Linked DNA regions of Homo sapiens: region 2 is linked to region 1. The links are chromatin loops, found by intact Hi-C in ENCODE. Cell type or tissue: mammary epithelial cell. All regions are shown on one strand. Links, peaks and the distances in the headings refer to the core of each region. The heading gives the core; the rest is flanking DNA.

Evidence for each region. A loop is a pair of places that touch in the nucleus more often than their neighbours do. Peaks named below come from ENCODE experiments on the same cell type or tissue, not always from the same donor. Only the 100,000 strongest peaks of a DNase experiment are listed, where the experiment ranks them.
Region 2: it touches region 1 in a loop (1.8-fold over the local background); 1 of 110 quality-filtered maps calls a loop at or near these places.

What each region holds. Positions count from the first base shown.
Region 1 is chr2:7,702,270-7,706,666 of GRCh38, reverse strand. No RefSeq gene overlaps it. Among named protein-coding and RNA genes, the nearest start is that of LINC01871, 21 kb to the left of the region's middle. RefSeq lists an enhancer at 3,114-3,705. In mammary epithelial cell, for the core only: a CTCF peak has its summit at 2,031; no DNase peak of the experiment used is centred there.
Region 2 is chr2:8,089,236-8,093,632 of GRCh38, reverse strand. The region is part of intron 7 of LINC00299 (long intergenic non-protein coding RNA 299); the gene reads left to right. Among named protein-coding and RNA genes, the nearest start is that of LINC00298, 110 kb to the right of the region's middle. In mammary epithelial cell, for the core only: no CTCF peak of the experiment used is centred there; a DNase peak (open chromatin) is centred at 2,472.

The DNA of each region.
Region 1 (4,397 bases), core at 155-4,154:
TAACCTAACCTCTAGGGCTCTGGTTCTGTACAAGATGGAGCAGGCTCACACCTTCTTCTCTCTCCCACTGAATGCAATTTAGAGAGAAATTGTAGCATTAATGCTTCCATTAGAAAAAAGCAAGGGCTCAGGCCGGGCGCGGTGGCTCACGGCTGTAATCCCAGCCCTTTGGGAGGCCGAGGTGGGCAGATCACCAGGTCAGGAGATCGAGACCATCCTGGCTAACACGATGAAACCTCGTCTCTACTAAAAATACAAAAAATTAGCCGGGCCTGATGGCGGGTGCCTGTAGTCCCAGCTACTCGGGAGGCTGAGGCAGGAGAATGGCGTGAACCCGGGAGGTGGAGCTTGCAGTGAGCTGAGATCGCGCCACTGCAGTCCAGCCAGGGAGACAGAGCGAGACTCCGTCTCAAAAAAAAAAAAAAAGGAAAGAAAAAAGCAAGGGCTCAAGTCAATCAAAGAAACCAGAAATGAAAGAGCAATATAAACACAAAGCAGGCCGAAGGGAGGAAATGAAAAGGAGCAGAAATCAATGAAATTAAAAAGAACAACAGAAACCCAGTAGAGAAAAATCAATAATACCCAAAACCTGTGGTTTGAAAAGGCCAATGGAATTGATAAACCTCTAGCAAGAATGACTAAGAAAAAAGGAAGAAAGATATAAATTGACCAATATGGGGAGTAATAGAGAAGATGGCAGCAGATTCACAGACATTTAATAGCAAATAAGGAAATTCCATTTATGATCATTAAGATCTTGGGAAAATTGCTTAACCTTAGTTCTTCACTCCATCCCCCAGGCTGAAGTGCTGTGGTGCCATCGGGGCTCACTGTAGCTTTGACCTCCTGGGGTCAAGCCATCTTCTTGCCTCAGCCCCCAAGTAGCAGATACTACAGGCACATGCAACCTGTAATTAAGAAATTAATTAAAAAATTAATCTTTAAATTTTTTTTTTTTAGAGTGGAAGTCTTGCTGTTTTTCCCAGGCTGATGAACTTTTAGGCTCAAAGGAAACTTCCACCTGGGTTCTTAATTTAACCATAATTCTTACATCAATAAAATTAGAATATATTACCATAAATCATCATGGAAGATTGTTGTAGGGATCAAAAACTATAACTAGATTGATAGATAGATAGATAGATAGATAGATAGATAGATAGATAGATACAACTGAATGAGATTCCTGGTATTTGAGAACGGTTCCACAAGGATAAGAAGGCATTTCCCTTCTTCCATGGAATCTTTTTGTTCTTGGAGTTTGGAATCACATACTGAGATTTTGCAATTTTAAGATTATATTCGTGTTTACTTCTTCCTCCACATTTCACAGATATCCTTTATTTTTTGTTGGTGGATAAATACCTGCAGGTTTTCACACCTGTTTCTTTTTCAGGAGAATGCAAATCTACAAAAAATAATCAGTTTCTTTACTGACAGGTGGATGTTTAGTAAAGTTTCATGGTAATTAAAACCATATTCTAAATATTTAAATAAGCAGCATAAAATACAAAAATAAGTTTATATTCATTAATTTCCTGCACATTACTCAAAAACATCAAATGTTTCTTTTAAAGCCTTTTGTTTGATTTGGGAATTTGTGAGCCTTCAAAGAGATGACATAGAAATTGATGAGATTATAGGATATCCATTTTCTATTAGAATTATAAAATCATACTTAAAAAATAGAAATGTTAGAATAATGTTAACCACTGGTAATGGATAGAGAAATATGATTTCTTAAAATTCATATAAATCTGGTAATTTTATTATTTTAACATTTATCTCAAACCAAACAATTTTTAAATGTAATTTATGTGGCCATTCTATTCCAGAGCAAATTGGGAGACAAACATGAGAGGAATATATGGAGTTGAAATAAATGGAAAGCTTATAGGGTAGTCACCATCACACAAAACAAATTTGTACTTTCAGAAAATGTACTCAGCATGCTGTCTTGTTATATAAATGACCCTGTGTTTGTTGCACAAGTTCTAGTATGCAAAAATGTGGAAAGTCCTCCCTCCCTGATTCAGGAGGCACAGTGAAGTACAGGCATTTTCTTTACTTGTACTTGTAATTTTCTTTTCATCTTCTTTCTCCTCTTTCTTCTGCAGACATATTCGAGTGGTTAGCAGTCTATTTTTGAGACGTAAGAAGTGAAGATCAGACGTCTTCTCCAGTAACTCACCTTTAGCCAATCAAAGCACAGAGTAATGTCGCTCTTCTTTCCTTTCCCCTTTAGCAATGCATACCATATGCCAGTTAAAACTGTCTTTTCTCCTTCTCTCTCTCTTTCCGATATTTCACTACAAACAGAATCTCTTCTGGATTATTATTACCAATCGGTTCCATTTATGGATGATGAAAAACAGAAAGATGTACTCAGAATAGACATGCGGCAAATCACACAGTCCAAATGCCCAGAGTGAGGACATCGTGCTGCAAAGCAGTAATTCTCCTCGACAGACTTGGCCATACCAATCTTGACATTGGGCAAATTAGCCAGGCCAGGAGTGAATAAAAAGAGGAGACAGGTGTGAAATCACCTTCCTGCCTCCCAGGATGAATATGTTGCACACTGAAGTGCGATGCACCTGCACTATTGTTTCTGGGGAAAAAATAGCTTTTAAGAGCAAATACTCTTGAGCCTAGATGGAGACAAGCTACTCCTGTGTAATTTGAGTATAAATGGGTCCTTTTTTCCTTTTATGATGGTTTATATTGTGTTAACTCTTTGAGGAAATGGCTTTAAAGCTCAATTTAAACATTTAGCTGCTGCTTGCTTTAAATAGAGAGGGGCCAGGAGGCCAGAGGGGGATGTAATTTCTGGAATGGCTGCTATTCTTTAGGAACGCCTGCATCAGGGGATCCCACATGCTGTGCAGCAGAACCCAGCCCTGTGGTCAGAGCTCTATCCTGATTTCTTTGTGACTAGAAGTTAGAGGTAGTTGGTTTGGTTCTGTGCTCACCGTCCTCCTGGCTGTTATGGCATGGCCTCCATCCACCCAAAACCAGATCACATGCCGCAACGGCTGAGTACTGACAGTAGTAAGGTGACCCTCCTCAAAATAGAATCATTAACAGCAATGACAGGAACTCACACACATCCCTGCTTTTTTTCTATGCTGATTACTTCAATGTCTTTTTAAAATAAAATTTTGTATAATTTTTTTTTCTGGTGGTCTTATTTGCTTATGCCATAAACACACAAGGTAAAGGAAACCAAAAATATTTCACCCCAAATACACTTCTTTGACACATTTTGAGATGACTTTTCAGTGGGCCTGCAAACAAGAACAGCCCTGCAAAGCTGCCTTTTGTGGAGGAGATTTGCATCTGATCTGCCTTGGTGAAATAAACAGCCAGGCTTTCTCCCTTGGTCTGGACCTAGGAAAAATTAACTCAACCACAGGCTGCTACCTGTGGTTCTGAGAGCAGCTACCTGTGAGGTTTCATTTGCATAACAAGACCACCTTTGCCCCAGGTGTTTCCTCTTCTCTTCCTGCCATGACTGGTCTTGTTCATTCCAAGACACTAGTCTTTCTGTAATCATTCTGCCCTTTCTTTGAGTTTCATATTTTTTTTTATAACTCCAGTGTTCATATGTGCACATAATATATTTGTATGCTTTTTTTTCTGTTACTCTATTATCAGTTTGTTTTATAGACTTAAATTATGAAAACTTCAGGGGAAAAATCTAAAGTTGTCTACAAAGCCTGGCACCCACTGGGTACTCTGGGGTGCCCCACACCTAGATCCCCACCTTGGCGCTGGCTGGAGCACCCTGCAGTGAGGCCCCAACCCTCTCACCATCCCTTGTTCTCTGCCAGTCCTGTCTCCTGGCCTCCCCCGTGCTCTGCCCTGCCCTGAGCTGAGGCAGGGAGGTGGGGATAGAGACGAAGCAGCTGCAAATTCATATTTATTAAGTCAAGCGAGTTCTTCAAAATGAATAATGATCTGCTAAAACAGTTTTGAAAATGGGCTTTCTTCTGACTTTTTTTTTTTTTTTTGCTAGATCATAGTTTCTGCCTGGGCCATGGTCCTGCCTCCCTCTGGTAAGTTCTTGATCTAGAGACTGGAATTTTGTTCCTGAAAACTCTCAGCTTTCTGAGGTCAGCAGAGGAGGGACACCTCTGCTGACCTCAGCTTCTAAGTGTGACCTTGCCATGTAGTTTGCTTTGATAGATTCCTTGGAATTCCACTGCCAACTCCTGGCCTAGAATTCCACTGCTCTAGCTGATGCCTTTGAACGCGTGTCTTGTCCATTAGAATGAACTCCTCCTTGGCTGGGAAAGCCACCCTAACACTTGCCAAGGTGAATGTAACAGAAAAACCAAACTCTGTAAAATATTTTAAAGAGGATTATTCTGAGCCAATACGAGTGACTGCAGCCT
Region 2 (4,397 bases), core at 161-4,160, 390 kb before region 1:
TACTCCTACCAGCAATATGTGAAAGTATTTATTGGCATGATTTATTCTATGAAAACCATAGTTACACATTCTAAGGGGAAAAATAGCATCTTATATTAGGATAAAGGTGAAAGCATTTTCATAGTTGAAGCAAATCTTAAGACAGGTTCTATGAGCACATGGTTTTGAGGGCTCAGCAAATCCCTTATCCATTGGGCATGATATGGTGAGCTTCCCAAAGACAGTGAGGGGCACCAGCAATAAATAAAAAGACTACTGTGTAGACTTTTTGCTTTTCTTTTGACTTTTTAAGCATTAACCCAGTCATTCTCACAGATTGCCTGTAAAACAAGAGAGAAAGTCAAATATTATACGACTGCTTAATAATTCATATGCGCTACCCGGGAATCAATTCATATAGACAAATCCCTGGAAATTCAACAGAGAACAATCCAAAAGATTTGCTCCTTGGTCCATGGTATGAAAAATGGTCTACCTGTGACTATCCAAGGCTGGGCACGGTGGCTCATGCCTGTAATACCAGCACTTTGGGAGGCCGAGACTGGTGGATCACCTGAGGTTAGAAGTTCAAGACCAGCCTGGGCAACATGGTGGAACCCCCTCTCTACTAAAAATAGAAATAAAAAATTAGCTTGGTGTGGTGGCACACACCTATGATCCCAGCTACTCGGGAGGCTGAGGCAGGAGAATTGCTTGATCCCAGGAGGCGGAGGTTGCAGTGAGCTGAGGTCACGCCACTGCACTACAGCCTGGGAGACAGAACGAGACTCCATCTCAAAAAAAAAAAAAAAAATTGTGACTATTCAGAGGACTCAGATATTGTTCTCAACCCATTAAAGTGGAAATAGGAATCAGATAGGGGAAAATGGCCATAACAGAGAACTGGAAATATATGGGCTCTCCAGCTGTGATTCAACATTAACTCCCACCGTCATCCCATACAAAATATTTGCCAGTCTAGGCTTTCACCTGCCAGGCTAGAAGAAAGGAATAATCTTGGAGTCAAAGGAGTTGGGGTTGAAATCCTAGTCCTGAAACTTTTGCAGGCTCCTGTGAAATTTACTGAACTTCTCAGAGCTTCATTTTCCTTATTTGTCAAAACAGGGCAATTTTTAGAATATGTAACATTTCTTTTTAATCTAGTGCATTAAATTAAACAATGTGAGTAATTCACATGAAATTGTAATGTGCACATAGACATTATTCAAAATGTCTATTTTTTCTTTTTTCCTTCTCTGTAGAGCCCCCAAATGCGTGACACTTATTCCTGCCTTGTCTTGCTGTTTCCAAAGCGTGGCTTCCTAATCCTAGAATATATTTCAGTGCAAACTGATTTCTTTTCACTCTGCTAACTGTCATGTCTTGGAGCATTTATCCTTTTCTTTTCTTTTCTTCCCTTTTCTTTTCTTTTCTTTTCTTTCTTTCTTTCTTTCTTTCTTTCTTTCTTTCTTTCTTTCTTTCTTTCTTTCTTTCTTTCATTCTTTTGAGACAGGGCTCTGTTGCACAGGCTAGTGTGCAAGTGGCATGATCTCGGCTCACTGCAACCTCTGCTTCCTGGGCAGCTAGGACTACAGGTGTGCACCACTTTTGGTAGAGACAGGTTTTTGTCATTTTGCCCAGGCTGGTCTTGAGCTCCTGGGCTCAAGCTATCTATGCACCTCAGCCTCCCAAAATGCTAGAATTACAAGCATAAGCCACTGAGCCTGGCCACTTTTTTTTTTCTTTTTGAATTTTCAAGCACCAACCAAGTCTTTCTCACAGATTCTCTGGGACAATGTTCTGCACTGTAGTAATATTCTTTTTATGTGTTTCTGTGTCTTCTCAATCAGATCCTGCCCTTCTCATGGGTGGGGAATATCTTTGTATTCCTCTAGGATCCTGACACCATTTCTAAAATGTTACAGGTCCTTGGTGAGTGTCTGTTCATTAGTCAAATGTTCAAATGTTCAATATTCATTCAATATACTATACATATTCTTTTAGAGCTTTCCTTACTAGATGCTGGAAATCCAATCACACATGGGATTGATCAAGTATCTAATCTCCTGGAGCTCCAAGTGCCTCCCTATCATTTTCATACAGGAGGGGCTCAGAGACAGGAGAAAGAAGCACAGATGGGTCTCAAGGTACGAGAGAATCACCTTGACTCTGTGTCTCACAGAGCACTTACTGTGAGACTGAAAATTTATCAGTCACCTGCATCAAAGGAAAAGGCTCACATGGATATTGCTCAATGATCAACAGTTCCAAACACACACACTATCCTGATCCGTCATCTAATGGTTTAGTTATGGTTCTCAGAGTGTAGAGAAGACATATTACCGAAAGCTATAATCACGTGGTAAGTCCTATGATTCCTATGAAACAGGAAGTGCAGGCTCTCACAGAAGGACATGGGAGGGGCCCCAACCCAGTGGGCAGGGGAGGCTTCTTATAGGAGGTGACAGATCAGCTGAGCCAGGAGTCATGCAGGCTGTGTAGCCAGAATGAGGGAGGGTGTTTCACAATGAAAGAGCCATATGTGAGTCAGCCTGGAGCCCCAGAGGACAGCCTGTCTTTGAAGAGCTGAAAGTGCTTTAACACAATTGGAGATTATGGTAGACAGAAGGCAGTGAGTTACCAGGTTCAAGGCTGAGTGGTGAGGGATCAGGAAGGGCACAGTAAACTTTTTAAAAGAGTTTGGCCTTTAGCCAGAGGACACTGGAAAACAACTGGAGGGTTTTAATCACTGGGGTGAGCTCATTGTGAAATGGCAGCCTGGCTGGTGGGTGGAAAGTAGATTTGAGCAGGACAAAATGCAAGCAGTGAGACCAGGAGACAGTGGGAATCATCCAGGAGGGCCAGGGTTCTTTCCTGGGCTAGAGTAATGCCAGCGGGTTTGGAGGGAGCCCGGTGTGGTATGAGATATTTATAAGGTAGACATACTAGGGCTTGATAGAATGTGGATGTTTGAAATTTGGAGAAATAAGGATTGCACTTACAGAAATGATGCTTTTCATTGAGAAAGGAAACACGAATAACAGAGTTATAGAAGAAAGATCATGAATTTGGAACATTCTGAATTTGAAGTGTCTGTGGAACATCCACATGGGGATGTACAACTAAAGTGCATGTTCGAGTCTGAAACTCATGGGCCCATTTTCTGGAAATAGAGATTATTAGAGGGGAGAACCTACAAGAGGCCATTAATGCAAAGAAGTAGATGAAGCTGCCCAGGGGTAACTCAGGCAATGAGAAGAAGCCCACGGTTGCGGCATTTACATGCAATGGATAACCAACTGCAGAGCTGGTTAAAGGGTTGTGCTGCGCTGTCACTCATTTTTCACTTACTCATTCCTTTGCTCAGTCACTTTTTCATCCATTCTTGTATTCATTCTTTTCTTTCTCTATTCATCCATGCACTTGATAATCATTTATTGAGCCAGGCACTGGGTTAAGCTCTGAGGATTCACAGATGAATGAGATACCATTTCTGATCTAAAAGGGGCAAGTGTGTAGTTTAATAATGGCCAAGGTGGTCAATAAGATTCATAATGACAACACGAGGTAATAAGTGCTTTAATGTTAGTAGAGAATTACTTGAATGCAGATTCCTATCCTACTCTGGGAATGCCTTCACAAAGAGAAAATGCTTGAGTGGTGACTTGAAGGACAGACAGAGCCTTAAGAAGTGGACGAAGAGATGGTAGATTATTGCAGAGCAAGAACTGTTGCATAAAATGCATGGACCTCAGGGAATTACAAATTGGTTAATGTGACTCAGCCAAAGGGTACTGAGATAAGAAGTGTCTCTAGGAGCTCGTGATGAAAGACCTTGAACACGGTGATAAGTAGATAAACAAATCTTGGAAGCAGTGGGAAGCAACTACACGACTTTAAACCGTTTTAAGAGGCATGATGGATTGGAGATTTGGCGGATGAATCATTCAGTGTGGAAGTAGACGAACAGGCATGATGAGGTTGTGCACAAAAGCTGGTTGGAATGATGAGGGTGTGACTTCAGTCACAGGAGTGATGGAGAGGCATAACACCATCTGAGAGATGTGAACAGGTAAGAATTGATAAGGCTTGGGGGCCAACTGGTTTTAGGGGCTGAGGAAGAAGGAAGGAAGAATCAAAGATAATGATCAAATCTGGATTTCTGATTTGTGTTAGAGGACAGACGGTGAGGCCATTCACAACATCAGGTCATAGAAGGACGAGGTGCTTAGCTCTGTTTTGGAGCCAGAACAGGTCCTTTTATTACATGTAACTTCAGCCTTGAGAGTGGTTTAGTACGATGGAATTACAATTGCTCTGGCTATAGTGTAAAAGAGGTCTACATCTACGTGGTTCAGCCAACCCACAGGCCTTCTTGACAATCTACAGTATATTTTGAACTGTTCTCATTGCTGAGG